Regions from separate parts of the Mus musculus genome. Here region 1 is linked to region 2. A link is a loop called in an ENCODE intact Hi-C map of the cell type or tissue named here. Cell type or tissue: heart. All regions are shown on one strand. Links, peaks and the distances in the headings refer to the core of each region. The heading gives the core; the rest is flanking DNA.

What was found. Peaks named below come from ENCODE experiments on the same cell type or tissue, not always from the same donor. Only the 100,000 strongest peaks of a DNase experiment are listed, where the experiment ranks them.
Region 1: a loop joins it to region 2, with 2.5 times the contacts of the local background. A loop is called at or near these places in 2 of 42 quality-filtered maps.

The regions. Positions count from the first base shown.
Region 1 is chr7:82,452,440-82,463,292 of GRCm38, reverse strand. All of the region lies in intron 6 of Adamtsl3 (ADAMTS-like 3), which reads right to left. Among named protein-coding and RNA genes, the nearest start is that of Adamtsl3, 120 kb to the right of the region's middle. In heart, for the core only: no CTCF peak of the experiment used is centred there; a DNase peak (open chromatin) is centred at 4,672.
Region 2 is chr7:82,334,205-82,345,057 of GRCm38, reverse strand. Adamtsl3 (ADAMTS-like 3) reads right to left here and starts at 9,364. Exons shown (of 30, transcript NM_001190374.1): 1 at 9,148-9,364; 2 at 7,772-7,873. The coding sequence starts at 9,150. In heart, for the core only: CTCF peaks have their summits at 5,641 (motif pointing left), 6,318 (motif pointing right) and 8,747; DNase peaks (open chromatin) are centred at 3,397 and 8,707; H3K4me3 peaks cover 780 bases; H3K27ac peaks cover 267 bases; H3K27me3 peaks cover 4,196 bases.

The DNA.
Region 1 (10,853 bases), core at 900-8,899, 120 kb before region 2:
GCGATTGATTCTGGAAACATACTTGCATGGTTGGGATTGGACCAGTGAGTAACTGTGTTCATGAAACTTTCCCCAGGGGAAATAATTCTGCCATAAAATTATAGACATCGTCTTCCCGGGCCAAGCACTGTCCTCACAAGTCGCTGTCCCTGAGCGCTTAGCATTTCGTGAGGGTGAGAGTCACTCTTTCTCTGTTCATCCAGGAAGGGTGTGTGCTGAAGAGTTAGGGCGAACTTATTTTGAAGAGTGCTTGGGGCTTTGCAAAATCTTGGGCAATCGAATCCCTCCCAAGCACTTGTATTTGCTTCCTAATTTTTTTTAAAGTTAAAATTCATCCAAATCTTACAGCCAAACAAAGCATGTGAAAACATCACAGAAAAATGATATTTGAAAAGAAAGTCTGATTGTCCTGTGATTCATCAAGTGCAAGCCAGAGCTGACCTGAAACTGAGGCAGACTGAACTCTGACTCGCTACATCTTCCACGGTGCACACTAAGCAACCTCTAAAATATTATCTGAAGTGTTCTCGGACTTCTGTGACATCTCCTAATGTCAAGATACCTAATTACCATGATTTATAAACTACTAACTGATAAACGCATCAAGCATATTAGCACCAATTAAATTATCCTTTTCTATATAATGCCAAGCATAAAAGTATAAATCAATAAGACAAGATTCTTATCTTGTAGAGTAGTTAATGAGACAAGTTAAAAGTTATAAGACACGGGATAACATAAACACATACTTTAAATATATGAGCAGTGATTTTTGGAAGACATAATCATTTATAAGCAGAATTTGAGCAGAGATTATTTCAAAGTTCAGGCAGATGGAGTTTAAATAAGTGCCATTAATCCAAATTAAGTAAAATATAAAATTTCCAGACAGATCAAGTTTAATCCTTCAAGAACTAAAGCAATTTTGAATGAACCTTTTTACTTTAGAGAAACTTTGAAATTGAGCTAGTACCTAACTGGAAGCTTTACCCCTACTGACCAATGTTCATGGTCCTGAAACTTTCCATGTAGTATGCACACTATTGGAAAAGAAAAGCAATCACCAATATCACGCAGCTACAAACCCTGTGACCTGCAACAGTGACCTGCTTGCAAGAAATACTGGCACAATAGTGTCGCAAATGTCAATCAATCAGCTTTTCAAGTTAAATGCGCCATGAGGTGGAACCCATATCTAAAAATGCTAAAGTGGTCAAGAGCCTGGGACTAGACAGATCATGGATCCTCGTGGAAAACCTATTAATATTATTCTACTAAAGAGACCCGGCACTAAGATGGCTCCTGATAACATACTGCTGTACCCCTAGGTCAGTGACTCGCCCAACCCTTGTCAGAGAAGCTTTGTCTTGCATGGAAATGAACACAGAGACCCATACCCGGATCTTTGTCATGACAAACTTTGTAGCCCTCAATCCTAAATGGAACATCCTCATCAAACCTTCCCTCAAGGCTCCAGGGTCTATGGAGAATAGGAGGGAGAAAGGTTGTAGGAGCCGGAGTTGCTGGATGACTTCAAGAAAACAGCATCACCCAGAACCAATGGACTGACGCACATAGGAACTCATAGAGACTGTAGTAGCATATGTAAGTCCTGAACCGGTTCAAATCAGACAAAATCCCAGCACGGAGAAGGGAAAGTAGACACAATGTCCCACCCCTAACCAAGATGCTACGTGCAATTGATACTTGCAGGGGAAGGGTAAATCCATTTTCTCCAGTGGAGTGTCCCTGCAGATGTCAACAGCACTCCAGGGCAGCCCTCAGTTGGCCAACACAAAGTGGACTATGTTTGTGGTGAGCCTTTTGTTTCATTCTTTTTTGTCTTCTTGGTTTATTTTGTTTTCATTTGAAGGAAGAGAGGAGAAAGAACATGAATATGGGTTGGGTAAGGAGGTGGGAAGGATCTGGGAAGGGCAAGGGAGGGGAAATATGATAAAAAATGTATGAATTTTTTTAAGATTATAAAAAGCTGAAGAAAAGCAGGCAAGTTGTGCTGGTCTTTGGAGACAGACACTCTAAAGCACTTCAATCCTCTCAGTCCACACAAGGACTTCAGTTCCTCAGTTTCATTAGAAGTGACCCATTGTCACTGTCTTTGACCAGGGAAATATGAGCCCAACTGACCTGTGTCAGTTCTGTTAAGAAGGCTTAAGTGTCAACAGGAGAGTTTCATGGTCTCTCTATCTACTGTGGTTAAGCGAACAAGTATACGTTACGATAAAGCCCCTCTCAGCCTAGGTCCCTACAACATTCCAAGAACAGAAATCCTGATGACATACATTGGCACGTGACAATAGCAGACGGCAGCATTATGTTACTTTAAGCCACTGGCCTGGGAGGGTTGTTGGTTTCTGCAGGAAAACCTAGCTTATATCACATGGGAGTATAATACAGATATTCAAAAGCCACTTTGGTGGCAGAAGAATTTTTAAGAGCTGGAAGTTTCATGTTAAAGTCCAGATCTCTAACTTTTTGTTTTTCAAGAAAAACAAAGAAATGAATACAAACTCAACAAAGCTTCTATTTCTTTTTCTGCTTTCAGTGTAATCAAAAATGGCAAAAGCTACAAGGCTATGTATGCATAATTAGGTTCAACACCAAAAAGTTTGAAAAGCCAATGAAATCATGGTGGGAAAAGTGTAGGTGTTAAATTATTGCAGGAGGATTGAAATCCAGTGAATTCGGTGACCTTTTACCCTGAGCTTGTATTTTCTAGTTCACAACAGTGCCTACTGCACACTCTGACCAGACCTGAACAGTCTCCATACAGGAGTGTGTGTGTGTGTGTGTGTGTGTGTGTATGTGTGTGTGTGTGTGTGTGTGTGTGTGTGTGTGTGTGTGTGTGTGTATGTCTTTGAGTTTGAATCTATGCTACTGAGCCAAGTACTGACTGGATCACCTTCCATTTTCAATTAAACCTTAGCTTTACAAATAGTCAGAGACATATATCATTAGCTGCTGAGCTAGAGCAGGCAGGCACCTTTGGGTAAAAAAAAAAGTCTGCATTAAGCAATTCCTCCACTTTCTTGTCTTTTTGTTTTATCTCAGAATGTAGAAAAACTCACAGAGAATGAAGCAAGATCACCGAGCCACTCCAACTTGTTCATGCAACCTAGAGTCAACTCAGCCTATTATAATACTGAACTGGCCATGCCTCAAAACATTCCTGTCTGCCATCTTTTCTGGACATGTATGCTATGATTGCAAACTGAGCATGACCAGAAATGTGTCTATCATCTTTCTGTCTTGAAATATAACCTTACACTGAGCATGCTCTGTCGTCTTCTAGCTCTGTACACTCATCTGAGTGTTTGTATTCCCTTAAAATTGAAAGTGTTTTGAAGCCTTGATCCCCATAATGATAGCATTTAGGATGGGGCCTCCATCCCCAAAGTGATAGCATTTGGGGTGGTTGCCTCCAGGAAGTGAATAAATCATGAGGGAGGAACACACTAGAGTGGATTAGTGACCCTAGAAGACAGGCCTGGGAGACCCCTCTTGTCTCTTACAACACATGAAGTCTGAGCTATCCAAAAACTGGGAAATAGTCTCTCATTGAAGAATAGAGTTCCCAGTGCTCGATTTAGAACTTCCAGCCTTTCAAATGGTGAAAAGGACATTTCTGTTGTTTATGAAATCCACTCTGAAGCACTGTTATATCACACAGACTGAGGCACTCTGGGAAATCACCTCCCCCTGAATGCCCATTGTCCTTATAAACAAAGTATATGGCCCCCATTTGGATAGGAAGGGCACTGCATGACTTCCTCAGATGATGATGAACTAATGAGCAAGGTGCCTAGATAATGCCCAATCTCCAGAAAGCACCCAGCATCAATTTTATTTTTATCATAAATTTTATTATACATTTTAGAACAAAATTTTTAATTAAAAATTATTTTGTGTGGGTGTTTTGTCTGCATGTATATCTGTGCACCACACATGTACAATGCCTGGGGGGGGCTTAGAAGAGGGTATCAGATCTGCTAAAGCTAGAGTTACAGATAGTTGTTAGCTGGGACTTGAACCCAGATGCTCTGGAAGAGCAGCCAGTGCTTTTAACTGCTGAGCCATCTCTCTAGCCCCTCATAAATTATTTTATCACAGATTCTAAATGACTCAATCTACCTCGGTGCCAGCAAATGTGTTAAACATAAATAAGAAATCAAGCATGGTGCTAAAGTGGTGCCTCAGCAGGTAAAAGCAGGCGTGCTTTTTCAAAGGATCCAAATTTGATCACTCAGACCATTGGCAGGCCACTCACAACTGCCTGCAAGACTAGTTCCAGAAGGTCCAGTGTCTTGTGCAGGCCTTTGAGGGCATGCACATGTGCATGTGCATGTGCATGTGCATGCGCATGCATACACACACACACACACACACGCAAAGAGAAAGAGGAGGAAGAGAAGAAGAGGAGGAGGAAGAGGAGGAGGAGGAAGAGGAGGAGGAGGAGGAGGAGGAGGAGGAGGAGGAGGAGGAGGACTTCATCTGCAGAGTTGCCTGGCAAATATCAGAAGCAGAAGCAAATTTCATTCAGCAAGACCCATGGTGAGACCTGTGACTGTCTCATGCTGTCTGCTTTCCCAGCTAATGGGAAGTTGTCCCCAAGAGCATTGTGACAAGTTCCTTTAAATGAGAAAATTGTAAACACACTTGCAAAAGTTATCGTCTGTGCCAAATGCTCATCAGGGCTCACTTCCCTGGTCCTGAGGCCAGCAGAATGAATCATACAGTGCACTCTCTTCCCCTGACAACTGCTGACTGATATCCACCACCACACTGAACAAAAAGGGCATTGATGTGAATGTTATCCTGTGGAAGGAAAGATACTGACTTCAACTGGGAAGCGCCTGCATCTTTCTTTTTACTTAGCTGGCCTGCACTCACCTTGAAAAATAAAAATAGACATTATCTCTTAGTGCAGCAAAAGACTGGCTTGCTCTCCTGGATTAACAAAAGCACAACCAGGAAGCACTCATTTAAAATGGGATAATTCAGAACTGGAGACCGCTATTATGCTGCAAACCTCTTCAAATGCTGAGTTGCTGAAGCAAACAAGGAAGCTTGAGTTAAGTAATAAAGGCGAGGGTTTTGGACAGCAAGTACCACTAGAGACCAGGGAAAATGAAGTCAGACTGACTGAAGGCCCCCTGGGTGAAGGCTATCTGGGATGTTGTTTGGAACTGAACTTTTAAAAAGGGGCTGATAAGGAAGGTGGCATCTCATTTCTACCCACTGAAAAGATCAGATCACAGTGTCACTAAGGGAGCAGTCACAGGGTCCTAGGCCAGCACAGATGCTTTTCCTGCATCACAAGAAGTGACCTAAAGTCATCTAAAGTGACCTAAAGTCTATATAACTTCAACTACCAATCCTGGGATTAAAGCATTCTGGGAATAATAGTACATCTCCTGGTTTTGTTTTGTTTCTTATTTTAAGGGAAGACAGGGAGATAGATGAGAAGCTAAGATGAAAAACAGAGGCGAGGACTGTCATGATAGAGCCACAGGGAGAGAAAAGCGTGTGGTGAATTTTCCCTCTGGAAATAGCAAACAACGTTGATGACTTGATTTGGGGCTGCTGGCTTCTAGACTGTGTGAGAATGCATTTCTATTGTTTTAAGCTATCAACTTTGCAGCAATTTGTTATAGTACCCATGAGAAACTGACAAAGCCTGTATCCACCAGTGCCTTTTCTAAACATGTCACAGGCTTTACTCAAACCAACACCACCAAGTATCTTTTATCAATATCTCTCCTTGTTCCTCTTGAATCCACAGAAATACTTGGCACTGTTAACCTCCTTGCATAACACTCTCCCACCCTTTCTTCCCTTCCTTGTGGTCTTTACACTAAATAGAAGTATATTTGAGTGCTTTTTCTTATGTGTTTCCTTCAGGGACAAGGCCAGTGTCTCCCCCGTCAGTGGCTCTGCCTTTCTCAGTACTCACAGACATTAGGTCAGATGTTATGATCTTACAATTGCCCCTAAGGCCTCAAATTCTGTGCCAACTTCTATATCCACAGGTGTACCCAGCTCAGCTCATCTTTGACCTACATATCTCATTCTCACCTGATACTTTCTCTTCCCCCAGTGACCTCACTGTCTACCCAGTGACCCCCTTTTACTCCCCACATCCATTCTAACATCCATCCTAAAAGATGTTTGTTCATCTCTGAAGTTTCCTCCCCCTCTTCATTCATTCTACCCACTGTTTGACTTTGCATCCCTCCTGAGTCCAAACTTGACCTTCCATTGTGTTCCCAGATCCCACGCCCTCCAAATATTCTGGCACACTACCATCGAAGTGACCTCCCTAAAGCCAAGCCTATCTGAACTATTTCTTAAGACAATTCCTCAGTGGCTCTTCTCACAGCTCTCAGGAAAGGTTAACAAGTGGTTTCTTTCCACACACTTTCACAGCCCCATCTTCTAGCAGTATTGTATAGAATACCTAATGTCAGCCCTATAGTAGAGCAATCAGATATCCTTTATACAACCTGATACTGCATATTTGTTCTGTATGTCATAAGCCCGCTGCTTATCTTTGTCTATTTAACTTGTTATCAACTTTTCAAAACCTCAGTTTCTGATATTACCTCACCTACAGAGTTCTCCTGAAGCCCAGTCTAATCTTTTATTCTGTTGCTTATGCTTAGGGTCTTGTATATTTGGAAAGTGCTATACTATGGAGCTCAATTCCAGACCTCTAAGTCATCTTTAATAATAACAAGCTCATTTTGAGTAAAAAAGTAATCATGCTATTGGCAAAAGTTGGAAGAAAGCAAATGTAATCCCTCAGACTGATGGTGTTAATGATGATGGTTCAGCAAACAAGTCCCAGGATGGACTGGCTGCAAAGGAGGGAAATCATAGCCAGTGTGTGATGCAGAAAAATGAAGCTGTAAGCCTTGACCATGGGAAGATTTGTTGACAGAAAGTGTTAGATATGATGGAACAGGGCAGGCACTGAACAAAGAGATTGGCAGGCAGTGAAGGGATGCTAGATACCGTAGTGTTGACTTCAAAAAGATTCTTCAGTTTACATTTACATTTGTGATGTATTTGTTTTTGAAGGATACCAATCTTTACCTAGAATTCTTGTATGTAAATATCCAGTTCTCCTAGTACAATCTGTTGGCTGTCTTTTCTTCATTGCTCCTTTCTCAGAGATCACGTAGCTTGCTGTGGACTAATTCATAGGCTTTCTACTTGGTCCACTGGTCCATTTGTCTAGCCGTGTACTTATTGCCTCAATTACTGTCACTTTATGTTGAGTCTTCAAATTGTATAACGTCAGTCCTCCAACTTTGTTAGCTCCATATCATTTTGAGGATGTTAATGTAAATGGGATTATATTTTCAATATCAAATTCCATCCTTCTGCTATTTATCACTGAAGTCACTGACTTGTATATAGCAAACCTGTTCAATATACTGGATTACTTGTAATCAATTATTAGTTCCAGGAGGTTTTTTTTCCTTTATTATTTGACATATACAATCAAATCATGTATAAACAAAGATAATTTTAGTTTTTCTCAATCAGTAAGTATACCTTTTCTCATCTTTTATTCCCAGTATGTTGAAAAGCAGTGACAGGGTTGAAAGACATCTTTGCCTTTTTCCTGATCTTATCAAGTAAGTGTCTAGTTTCTTACCATTAAGAACAACATTAAGCCAATTGTGGTGGCACACACTTTAATCCCAGGACCCAGGAGGCAGAAGCAAGCAAATTTTTATGAGTTCAAGGCCATCTTGATCTACAGAGTGAGTTCCAAACTAGTCAAGGCCAAACAGAGATATCCTGTCTTTAAAATATGCTGTACTTTTTTAAATATAATTTTTAAAATATAATTTTTTAAATAATTTTTTAAATATAATTTTTTAAAATATACATTATCAAGTGATGGAAATTCTCTTAGTTTCTTGAAGGTTCTTCTTTAACCTTTCTCATCATGAATGAGTGTTAGATTTCATTAATTTTTTTTCCTACAGCTGCTCTTATTATCATGGTTCTTCTCTAGCATGTGGATAAGATGGATTATATTAATTGATTTTTGAATGCTGAATTGGCTTTGCATATCTGGGATAAAAGTCATTGGCTGAGTTTCCGGACATTGTTGAGTTTAGTTTACTAATATTTGTTGAGACTTTTGTATATGTGCTCTTGGAAGAATGAATTTAGATCTCTCCCACTATGAAAGAGATCATACAGAATGGGTATAAGAGAGAGAGTTGGCTGTGGCATTGTGTCTCTTAGCAATGTTAGATCTACCCCATGAAGTGTCACTAACATGACTGCCTAAACATGAGCTGAACAAGGACAACAGCAATAGAGATACTAACATGGACAGGAAAATCCCATGAAATCTTCTCCCTACACAAAGAGCTACAGGCCACTAAGGCATGGCAGAGCTGGAGACATAGTCTTCTCCAGGGAAGATTATACAAACTAGTCATTGGTACCATCTGGCCAGCCCTAAAAACATGCATAGAAGTAATATTGTACAGACTGAGAAGGTTGCATTTAGAAATGTGTGTGTGTGTGTGTGTGTGTGTGTGTGTGTATGTATGTATGTATGTATGTATGTATGTATGTATGTATAAAGATGCATGTATGTATGTATGTGTGTGTGTATATATATATATATATATATATATATATATATATACCAATTAATGAAAAAAGAGGCCATGAATTTCAAAGAGATCAAGAAGTAGTCTATGGGAAAGTCTAAAAGGAGGTGGGGGAAGGGGGAAATGATGCAATGATTAAAGAAATGATGCAAAAATTAAAGAAAAATGTAAAACTATAAATAAAAAATTGATAAAATTATTTCCTGAAGTATTTGTTTGAATATAACTGTGGCAGAAGACTTACTGTTTTGGAAAGTTTGTGGTCATGATTTGAGTTCTTTAATCATTATTGACATGGCCTGTCTATTTCTAATTACAGGAGGTTTGGCAGACCTTGCCTTTGAAGGAGTGGCTCATGTAGTCTGATCTGTGGGCACAGGGCTGCTCTAATTCATTGGCATCCTTTAATGTCCACATAAAGATGCATGTATGTATGTATGTGTATATATATAGTATTTATATACCAATTAATGAAAAAAGAGGCCATGAATTTCAAAGAGATCAAGAAGTAGTCTATGGGAAAGTCTAAAAGGAGGTGGGGGAAGGGGGAAATGATGCAATGATTAAAGAAATGGCTCTGATCAGAGGAATGTCTCCACTCTCACTGCTGGACCATTTTGTTTCTGCCTCATTATTTTCTTAGTCTGACTCTCAGTGAGCTATTTCCAAGTCTTTTCCTTGGGACTTTTCTCTCACTTGCATTGGTTATTTTCTTCGGGTTGACTTGGATGGGATGGTGCTGCATTCCCAGGTTCCTCAGGCTTCCTCTCAGAGCCGTCGTCAGGGTTGGAAATGTTCCTTAGAGCACAGCTTCTGTTGTATTGCACATATTTTTACCACGTTGTATTTCCGTGTTCACTAAGCTCAAAATAATTTTTCCTTTCTTGTGAGACTTTTTTCCTTTGTCCATGTGTTATTTAGAAATACAGGGTCTCTAAGTATTTTGAAATTTTCCAATGGTTACCAGAGGTTGGTGGGGAGGAGGGGCTGGCAGAGGAATACAAAGACAAAGCTCAGAGAGTTCTGTGTCAGTGGGAAGCCTTAGGATGACGCTGGTGGATATGGCATAGGTCTGCAATCCTAGCGCTCAAGAGTCCAGGCTAGAAGGACAACAGGCTTGGTGCTAGCCTGAGCTACATAGTTATTTTGAGAACAGTGTGAGGTATATGACAAGACTCTCCCTCAAAAAGAAAATAAATCCCCAGGAGAGCAAATGGTACCTGTAAGTCCTGATGTGGGCAATAGTGTGCTGTTTAATGTGGGCTCATTGATTGTAAATCTATAGAATTTGGATGGGAAAATTGTGGAGTTGAGAGGATGGGCGTGCATAGGAGTCAGAAGAGGTATGGAAAGCTGGGCATGGTGACACATGCCTGTAATCCCATCACTCAGGAGGCAGAGGCAGGTGGATCTATGAACTTGAGGCCAGTCTGGTCTACAGAGAGAGTTCCAGGATAGCCAGGGCTACACAGAGAAGCCCTGTCTCAAAAATAAAAAGAAAAAAGAAAGAAAAAGGAGTTTAAAGAGAAGGAAGAGGAGGAGGAAGAAGAGGAGGAAGAGGGAAGAGGAAGAAGAAAAACAATTACAATGAAGAGGAGGAAGAGGAAGAAGAGGAGGAAGAGGTAGAGAAGAAAAAGGAAGATGATGACAATGAAATCGAGAAGAGGAAGAGGAGAAGAGAAAGGGAAGAAGAGGAAGAGGAAGAAGAGAAAGTAAAGAAAGAGTAAAAAGAAGAAAAAGAAGACTAGAAGGAAGAGGAGGAGGAAGAAGAGAGGGAATTATGTATCACACTAATTTTCCTGGGTATCTATAAACCTCCTTTAATATTATATTAAAAACAGACTTAAGTGGAGTAGCAGAAATATGTGTAGAAAGAGCCTGGACAACCTGGCAGGGCTCCTGAATTTTTTGACAACTCATCACGAACCATTGAGGAGGCTGTTAACACAACGATGGCATTTGTATGTTAAACACACACAATGATTACAAAGTAATAACAATTTTAAAAAGGAAATGACCTGAAAGTAGAAGGGATCTACTTGGTAAAGGGGAGGGAAGTGAAGGATGGAGGAAGAAGGGACATGAAACACAATGGGGAAAAGAAAGATAAATATCCAGTTTCCTCTCACGTGCAGATGGATCACTTGCTGTTCTCCCCCCAAGCCTCCTAGAGGAGGTGGAATGCTAAAAATG
Region 2 (10,853 bases), core at 1,093-9,092:
CTTACTAAAGGTGATTGGATCATGGGGTCTCTGAGTGCAACAGCGGGTTAATACATCAATAGATCTGTAATTTGGTACCATCATTGGGAGTTAATGAATCTCTAGGAAGTGGAGCCTAATGGAAGGACATAGGTCACTGGGAGGTGGGGACATGTCCTGGAAGCACATCCCCACCCAGTTTATCCCACCCCACCCAGTTTCCTGGTCACCACCTGTTCCCACCACACTGGGTATTCTGCTTCACCTCAGGCTCAGAGCAACAGAGCCATCTGACCCTGAACCAAAGCCTCTGACAGTGGAACACGAGTCAGTACATGCCACTCCTCTTTTCAGTTGAATTTCTTTTCTCTCCATTTACATTTTCTCCTCACTTTCAGCAAAAAAAGATGGCCTAAAAGCAGTCCCTAAGCTAACCTATTATAAAAAGGCGACTCTCCCTCTTTCTTGCACCCATTCCTAGCTTCCAGCAGTATCCCTCTGTGGCAGGCTATACTGTGCTCTTAGCCAAAAGAAACCGCTCCAAGGTGTCCCCTCCTGGTTCATGAACCTTGTCATTTTTTGCCTTCAGTCTGGAGCCTCTCTGGAGGCCTTCTTCCAAAAACCACTCTGGGTGCCCAATTTCACCAAATACCTGAAATACCTGGATTTATCAAATCTACAAGAAGGAAGGGACTCCCTTGCCACAGTAGACTAAGCATGCTACAAAGGAGCCACCACTTTCTAAGTATATGTTAGCACAGAAGGAAGCTGAGAGATTAAATAGGTTGCACAAATTCTGGAATATTTCAATATTTCAAAAAAAAATAAGACCAGAAGACAGCTTAGGTGTGCATGTATTTCCTCTCAATAGGATATTATTTCTAAATATGATACAAAGACAGATAGAAAAAAAGAGATTCTTGGAGCAGACTACTTAAAAAGTTTCAATGCTGATACATCAAATCCACATATAAAAATATAATACAAATCACAAATAATTGGGAAATTATTTGCAATGTGTCAGTAACAAAGGGTTCATGTTCTTCATTCATTACGAATACTTACAAGTTGACAAGAAATAGAAAAAGAGAATGTGGGGATTAAATTTTTCTACTTCTAATGTCTTGTGAGTACACTGTATATAAATATCTGTGTGTGTGTGTGTGTGAGAGAGAGAGAGAGAGCGCCAGGGCTCAATATTATTGTCTTCCTCAGTCATTCTTCACGTTAAGGTTTGAGACAGGGTCTCTCACTAATCCTGCAATCACCAACCAGCAAATTTCAGGGATCTTTGTGTCTCTACTCATCCTCCTCAGTGCTGAGATTACAGATGTGCATCTCCGTGCTCATCCTTACATGTGTGAGCTGGGAACCTGAACTCAGTTCTTATGCCATTTATCCATTGAGCCATCTCCCTGGTCCTTTATCACTAATGCATTAGGGATAAAACACATAAAAGCAGTAATATTAGTGGTCTAGAAGTCTATATCTCACTAAGCCAAGCAGAGTGACTCATGCCTGTAATCCCAGCACTTGGGAAGCTGAAGAAAGAGGATGGATACATGTTCAAGACCAGTCTGCACTATACAGAAAATTCAAGGCCAGTCTGGATACTTTTAGGGAGGTAATTTGATAATATAAATCAAAACCCTTAAATTTTAACATAGACTTGACCCCAAAATGATGTCCAATCAAGAACATTTTTCAATCAAGTAATCACAAATATACACAAAGATGAGTCCCCAGGCGTAGTTACAGAAGACCTTTGTAATAGAAAAGAGGACCTGAGAGATTGTCTAATTAATGCTCAGCATCAAAAAACTAATTATTGAAGTCTGATACATTCAAATGATGCAATGTTATAAATACAATAAATATTATCAGAGTCAAATACTCCTCACATTGCTTAATATTATTTAAACTATCAAAGTGAGTATTATGTCCTCTTTTCATGTGTTTAAAAGTATGTGTATGTTTGTACATGCGTGCATGCGCATGTGTTTGTGTGTGCGTGTGTGTGTGTGTGTGTGAATGAACACATGTTCATGCATGTGGAAGCCAGAGGCCAACCTAGAGTATTGTTACTCAGGCATTGTTCACACGCCTACTTTTTTAAAAAGGGTCTATCATTGACCTAGGACTGGCCAAATAGTCTAGGCTGGCAGCAGGCCCCACCCCCAAGAGATCTGCCCGCCCCCCCCCCCACACCCAGTGCTGGGATCACAGGCATGTGCCATTATGGCTGACAAGTTTATGTGGGTTCTGATGGCTGCACTCAGATCCTCATGCTTGCTGTGGATATCAAACAGTTTGCCAACTAAGCCATGCCGTTACTTCTTTAAATAAGCAGGCATGCTAATATTCCAAGGTCAGAACTGTGTACAGGGATGCTTAGAGGTTGGAAGAATTTGGGATGATATTGTTCAGCTAAACCTTTGTCCTTTCCTGGGCTTCTCACGCTTCCATCCTGAGTTCTGCCACTGTTGGTTTTAACTCGAAGTTAAATTCAAAAGAGAGGACTTCACTACATTGTCAATTACTTTTATTGTTACGATAGCTAGGCTTCCTAATTCTAAAAGTGCTTTCAGAGGAGAATTCTCTTAAGTGTCTAAATGGCTGCTTGGAGAGCAATGGGTTTCTGCGAATTTGGCCACAGTAATTTATAGCATATATTGGCTGGGGCTCTTCAGCACTGACAAATTCCAGGAAGTAATTGCATAAAATACTTGGAGAGGAAATTGCTTTATGCTTCCATGCTATTTATGGAAATTAGCATCTTTGTAAAAATAAAGCAAGAGGGATCACAATCGTAAACCCTGAAATGTAGCCTCCAGGATGCTCGCTTGGGCTCGCAGACCATTAGCGATGCAGTGTGAGAATGCTGCTCTTATGAAACAGTTACATGTCATTGTGGCTCACTTCTTCCCCTTGTAGTGTTAATCTCTTGCTTTCTCTTAGAAGCAGCCTGTATAGACTCAGATATGCTGGCGAGCAGTTCATGGAGAAAAATCTTGTCATTCCATTTAATCTCCCAAAAGCTATGCACGTCCCTCTTCAGTGTCTCAACTTTCTTTGATTCCCCCAAAGCCCCTCAAACCTAGTCCTTCAAAGTGACCAAACATGTCCCAGGATCAAGGTGAAACTGTTGACTTCTTCCCCTAAGCCTAATTCAAAACCTAAAGGAATTTTACAGTTTTTCTTATTTTTTCTCATTTCCACCTGAACCCTTACCAAGCTCTGTCCCCGTCTAAGTGTGTTCTTAAGGGCCCCTGCAGTCATCGAATCTTGTTCACAATTAGCCTCTCACTACCTCTGCAATCCAAGACTCGCCATTTCCAGGTGGGGCTAGTGCCAGCAGCCTCCCAAGCAACAGCTGCTCCAGTGAGCTCCCAGGAGTGCACAGTCCTGACATGCTTCCTGCCACCTGATCGAGTCTCCAGAGACCCTGTGCTGCCTACAGAGTTCGTAGAATGTTCTTCAGGCTCCTCCCCAAGGCAGGCACAGACTGACCCCGTTCATCTTTACCTCCTCCTAACGCTTCCTGCCTGGTTTCAAATGCATGACGTCTGGAAATCCAGAGGAGGAAACAGAGTTGAGAGGCATTTCTGGGCTGGCAACTCTGACAAAGAGGGTATAGGGCAAAGACGGCAGGAGGGACATTTGAATATCCTGGGATCTGTGGCTAGTCCATAGTGAGCCAGGAAGAGAGAGAAAGAGTAGGAAAATCTGGGACTGAGGAGACAGCTCACTGAGTGAAGTGCGTCCTGCACAATCATGATCTGCCTTCAGATCCTTAGCACCATGAAGGAAGCTGCTCCCAGCACTGTGTGCTTATAACCCCATTCCTGAGGGAGTAGAGACAGGAGGGGCCCTGGTCAGCCTGTCTACCCAATCAACAAACTCCAGATACAGTGGGAGACTCTGTCTCAGAAAATAAGGTGTAAAGTCGTTAAAGATACAACCTCTGGACGGACACACACACACACACACCATAATTTGCATTCAGAATGAGTGTGTGTCTTTTCTGCTCAGACTCCATCAACACAGCTTGGAATATTTATTCAAAAATCACACAGAAAGTACATTCATGACACGAAACCTGGAGTAATGGGAAAACTACTTAGAACCAAAACAAAATGGAGCGAAGGAAAGGCAGAAAGAAAATTAAATGTCCAGTGAAGCACATGAGCCTAAGGAAGAACGACTCTAGGGAAATGGCCAAACAGTAAGCAAGGATGTGAGTTACATAGATGTTCACTACACACCATGAGCAGTAGGGCAGGTGCAACTGTTCATGTCCACAACCCTAGTGCTGTGGAAGAAATGCAGACATTTGGAGCTTACTGGCCACACAGTTGACCAATCAGAGAGCTCTGAGTTCAGTAAAAGACTCTGTCTCTGTCACAAAAGAAGAAGGATAGTGGAAGATACCCAGTGTCAAACAATGTCAAACTCCAGGATGCACACACACACACACACACACACACACACACACACCTATATAAACACATACACACATGCACACACAAAACATATGCATGTGCACATACATATACACATATGCACACACACACGAACATGTACACACATGCACATACACACAACACTTACAGAGAGATGGGGATGAGAGGCAGATCGAGAGAGAGAATCAAAATAAAACATATGTGTGTATATATACATAAATATGTTTATATAGTTTTATTAATTAGAAATCTTAGATGAGTTTTGTGAACTGAAGTCCAGGTTCACCAGGGCCAGTTATACCTGTGAAGACTGCATGGGAGAAATCACTCCTTGCCTCCCACCTTCTAGAGTTTTCCAGCATCCCTTAGCTCCTGGCTGCATTACTCTTCCAGTGTCCTTGGCGACCTCTTCTACTTCCTCTACCTCTACTTCATCCTGAGCCTCACCCACTACGAGAAGTGCTGGGCTAACTTCCCCAACCCCAGCATCCACACTCACATGCCAAAGTCTCTTTTGTCACATAAAGAGCAAGGATGTCTTCTAGGGATTAGGACGTATGGACATATGTGGGAGCCATTATTCAGCCTTCCACACTTTCCAGAGGCTTCTGTTCCTTAGATGCAGTGGCTCTGTCAATACCACAGCGGTCAAAACAATAGAAGCTTGGCAGGGCAGGGGAGCAACTGCTGTCTTCACTAGGAACATCAGGTCCTAAGGAAAGATCCAAAGCAACAAACAGCAAGCTGCCAGGGCCCAGTAGGCAAGGAGAGAGACCTTTCCTACGCCTGGGTGGGAGGAGCCTTCAGCTTCACCAGGTCAAACCCTGAGCCTGTCACAACTTGTAACCAGAAATCACAAGAGTTTACACTTTCCGAGATTTAGTAATAAGAATCTCATTTTAAATAGTTAAATAGGATGCCCCAGACTTCTTACAGCTCTGCTTCACACACCTGAATGTCTTCCACCAACTAAGTACCTTATAGCCCATCTGGAGACAAGGGGAACAAGACCTTGAGCACAATCCCAACATTAAAATCATAAGACTGATGGAAAACTTCTTGCAACGCTCAAATGAGCCTGGGGGGTGGGGGAATACCAGAGACAGTCCTGTCCACTTCTGTAAGAACCTGCTTTGAGAAGATAGCCCCTACCTAGAAGAGGTGCATCTTCTCTCCTCAGCTCATGTCTCTTGAGCGCCCCCTACAGCTCCATAGCAGAATATGCAGGTACAATGCTAACCTCAACTCCCGCAGCAATAGAAGTTGACATTCATTGCCCACATCCTTGTTTTACTTCACCTTTTATCACCTCACAGTGCATTTCCTCTTGCAAACAATGTTACAGAGTGTGCACTATTCTGAGTCCCTCTCTACAAGTGTGGAAATAGATGCCATGCACAGATGTGTGACCCAGCCATACACACGGTGTGCTGCTGGCTATCCCAGCAGTGGGTGGCACGGACGACTTAGACCATTATCCTAACGCATGGAAACCGCACTGCCACAGGCGCACAGATATGGGAAAATCCAAAGAGGTCGCTGAATGATTCAACCCGGGTAAATGCCCCCTCGGGACATACTTAAACCACACCAAGGTGGTACAGAGGGGACAGGGCAATGGGAAATACTCTGCCTAAGGGGCTCTGTCCCACCTGACTAGGAATGACATTTCGTGTGTCCTACTTCAGATCCTTTGATGACATGGAAAAGCAAGTCATCTGCTTTCACAGCACTGCACCGTGCTCTCCAGAGAAACCCTAAACCACACCCTCAACCATAACTTTTTAGAAGACATATTTTATTTTAAATTATGAGTATTTCTGTATGTGTCTATAGGGTGGGTGTATGCACATAACTGCAGTTGACCATGGACACCAGCAGAGGGCGTCAGATCCTTGGGAGCTGGCTGTTACCCACCACGTGCAGGCAGCAGATGTTTTAAACCACTAAACTTCTTTCTCTCCATCCTTTTAGCCTTTCTTCTAACAAAACATAACCATTAAAATATGGCCACAGAAGAACACTGTAAAACGGGATAAAGGGGATGATGTCCCTCACTAATCAGTTGTGTGTGAGCCACAGAATTGATGGGGTACTGAAAAAGGCTTAAAGGCAGTAAATCCAAGAGACTACAGCAAGAGGAGCACACACCCCCGCTTCATTTACCCAGAGTATAGATTTTCATCCATGCCTGCATGCTTGTTTAACCGACTTAAGCCTTTAAGTACTAGGCTGTCTGCTAAGATCGTGAGGGTGCACAGACCACAGCCAGAAGTGAAATCCTCAGGGAAGTGTTGTCTTGTTCTAAGTCACATAAGACGTTGCACGGGATTAGCAGCCACCCTCAGGACACGGTATTAACTGAAATGTTCCCTGCATTTTTAGGTCGGGGGCCCACACACTTCTTGGCTGAATCCAACCGCAAACATATTTGTCTGGATCTCACTTTGTTATAAACCAAAGGGTTGTGGAAGAAATCTGGACGCCCCAGCTATCTTGAAATACAAGAAGGCCCAGCAATCCAGGACTTGCATTTCCATTTAGCAGTGACAAACTGGAGTCAGGCAGGAACTGTTCTTAGTGGAGGGAAATCGAGGGTCCACCTTGTTGCCCTCTGTACCACTCCCCATCGTTTCCTTGGCAAACCCAGCAAACTCCCTTAGCTGTAAACAATAGACAAGTAAGAGTGCAATCCATGAGCTCAGCTTCTCAGGTTGGATGGAAAAGACAAGAGCCTAGAGAAATGGTTCCCAATCTATGGGTTGTGATCACTTTGGGTCACATGGGTCTCCTAAGGCCATCAGAAAACACAGGTATTGACATCATGATTCATAACAGTAGTAAGCTTAGTTATGACATAGCAATGAAATAATTTTATGGTTGGGGGTCTCCACAACATGAGGAAGAGTATTAAAGCGTCACAGCATTAGGACAGGACACTTCTCTAGAGAGAGATCCACACAATAGCGGGGTGTGTTAACAGTGAATCCAGAATAGTTATTTAGTTAAGCTAGTGTGGGAATCAGACTCTTCCTGAGTTCTAACATATAGCTTCTCCTGGACAGCCACTCTAGTCGGGAAAGACAGGGTCCACCCAAGCCCCCAAGTCACCAGTAGTGAACGGGCCCACACGGTATCAAGTTCCTGCTCTAGATCCAGAGAGGATCCCAGATCTTTGAGCTTTCCTTACAGAGAAGCCAACCACAATACCATCTGTATAAGATTCTCTAGTGCAGCATTAACACTGATCCTACATCTTACATGGACTAGAATACTATTCCTATGCAAAGACAGGCATACCCAGCATTCTCGGTGGCCCATTCTATTACCTGCAGAAGACCAGAGACCGTAAAGATCATTCGTGTCAGCAGCCACCAGGATCCTGTCCAGGAAGCCATGGGGTCCAATATCATAGGAGTCTCCCTCACAGCCTACGAAAGAAAAGACAAAAAGAAAATGCCTCGTTTGCAACTAGCTCTGGCTCCAGAGGCAGAATCTGTAAGCTAAGGAGCCAATCAGAAGGCAGGGACCCTGAAGCCCAAGCAGTGTCTTAGAAACGTTTGTGTTGGCCCAGGATGGGATTGTCTGCTGCAGAATGAAGGCAATATGGGGCTCCCTTTAGGATGAGTCCCCCAAGATCAAAAAGGGGAACGGAGACTGCCTCCAGTCAGCAATTCACCCATCCCTCCAGTGCTCCAGCAGTAGGGACAACCCTGCCCCAGACACCTCCTAGCCTGTTTGTCAGCACCAGAGTGTGGCTTTTGGGGGCGGGGGGGGGGCTGGGGGTTGTGGGGAGGACCAGCCTAAAGCCAAGAGTTAGGGCACCTGCCAGCTTTAATTCCTTGAGGCAAAAATGAGTCTGAAGCCAATTAAACTAGACCAGAGAGGGAAGAACCCTGCCTAAGGGCACACAGCTAAACAGAGTCTAGGATAGGAACGCAGATTGGATAGTTAGAGGAATTTCTCACTAGATGATAGAATGCCTTCTGCTTCCAGACCTGCCTTTAAGAGAATTCTGGGGGCCACAGTCTTGCGGAGTGTAATCTCTTAAAGGTGAGGAAGAAGTAAGCCCAGGAGGGCTACGAGGACCGTTTTCCCCAATGTGTTTTCCTGTCAGTTTACAGGGAACTCAGTTTGAGCGGAGACTGGAAAAGCCGAGGTCACACTCGACTCCCGCTTCGCCTCGCGGGCGCCTTGGCGGTGTCGGTGTCCGGGGGCGGGTCGGTGGCTTCTCTCCATCTGGAGAAAGCATTAAGGCCTGGCTTAATGCGATCCGCAAATGTGCTGCTGTTTCCGACCTGAGGCGGCGACTCTGGGACGAAGGGAGGCGGCCAGGGCTGGGCCCCAGGACCACGCGCCCCTCTCCGCTGGCTCGCACACTTCAGCGCCCGCCACCCTCACGCCTCCTTTCCCTGGCGTGCGTCTCCTCTCGTTTCTCTGCGCTTCAAGCATGCGAACCTCACTCAGTAGCCAAACCTCCGGACCTTCAAACACTGCAAGCTAAGATCAGCCCGTAGTCCGCTGACCCCGCAGGGTATCCCCCATCATCCAGAGCACCCCTCGCTCGCAGAGGACCAGGAAAGGTTCTGTCCAACATTCCCGGATCCTGTAGCGCGCCTGCCTGGAGCTGTCTAAGCCCCATAGGGCAGTGCTCAACCAAGACCTTATTTTCCAGTAGCGTTCCCATCAACTTGCTCCACCTTACCATCCTCAGAGAGATGAATCCCTGGATCCCCCGCGGGTGTTTCCAATCCGGAGTCGCAGCAGCGTCTGACGGTGCAAGGAGGGATGCGCGCTGCGAGACAGTGGCGAGCAGCGCCGACTCGGCGACACCTCGTGCGGAGCGCGGGATCCCGACGGTCCCCGACGCCGGCCTCCAGCTCGCGCCGCCGCCAAAGTTAAATGGGGCTGGGACGCGGCCGCCCCGCCTGTCCCGCCCCTCCGGGCGCGCGGAGCGCAGTGCTGGCCCCGACCCAGGGGCGGAGGGCGCGCGCCGCCACCTGCGCCGCCCGTCCCGCAAGTGCGCGCCGCGTCTAGGGTACCGTCAGTCCCTCCCGCCCTGCGTCCTCTGCCCTAACCCAGGGGCGCTGGGAACGCGGGGACAAGCGGGCCACCGAGCCGCAGCCAGGCGGCTCGGAGCGCTCGGGGCCGCCGCGGCCACGGCGAGACTCCGCTGGAACGCTTCTCCGCCCGCTTCCTGGAAGCCACTCCTTGCCCTGGGCCTGCAGCCAGGCCTGGTGCCAGGAGCTCCGGCTGCCGCCGGCGGCAGCGCGCTCTGGGGAGGCGTCCGCTGCGCCACGGGCCAGCCAGGCCAGCCAGACCAGTGCGAGGATGCCACCCTCTCCCAGCACCACCGCCAGACCCCGGGGACCTCAGCTGTTAAGTAATACCCTGCAGAGGCTGCCCAGAGTCTACCCACTCCTGCTGGTAGCCTTAGGAGCTTGACCATCACCCATTCAAACAGCCCCTGCGGTCTTGGTATAATTGGGGACCATGGATGACCCAGCAGGGACACCTAAACCTGAGACCTAGAGTCCCTGGTAGGAAACAGGTTTGGGTCCCACAGAAGTCCAGACCTGTCAGGAAATAAATACAGCTACAGCCCCGGGGCCTAGAGGTTTGGAAGAGAGGTGTCCCAGTCATGAATGGAGGAGGGTTGAGGGCACCTTGAGCACTTCTGAAGGAAAGAAAAGCCATGGAAGAGACATGGGGGCTTGGCTTCATCTCAGCAATAGGAGTCAAGGGCCAGGTGTTCCATTTAAGGCACCATTGTGCCTCCCGTATTGCTGCTCCCTTGAGTGATGCCACTTTGTCAAGTGGTATGTGTAGCCAGCCTTCCCAAAAGCAGTCGTTCCTAGAGTTATCTTAAGTCCTCGGGGAGTAGCTTTTCATGATGATCAGAGAGGCCAGGTCTGGAACTGGTTCCTAGGTACCTATTTCTCGCTAGAGTCTGAAACATTTGCATCCAAAGTTGCTCTCTTGCCTAGTGAACTGAAGGCTGGTATGTTCCAGATTCTTTTATGGCATTGCCAAGAGTTCCCCCCACGTGTTTTCCTATTCTCTCCTTCCCTGATCAGATGGCCTCCTCTGACCAGGAAAAGGGCCTTGTCAAGACTGTCTCTCCACTCCAGAGAGGGAAACGGCTGGAAACCTATGGAAAATGAGCAGGTGGTGCATGGGAAGAGATTCAGGAGGAACCAAGAAGGGAGGACAGAGCTAGACCATGACTAGCTCACCTGCAGACCACTGAGTCTCTCTGTTCACCCTAGTTTAGCTCTGGAAAGTGGGGCAGATAATACACATATGGATACTGGGCTATTACTCTGATGGGGATTATGCAGGATTAGGTTCCCATGAGCCTCTGGTTATGTTTTGACAGCCACTTGGCACACTGCCTTATTTTGTATGCCT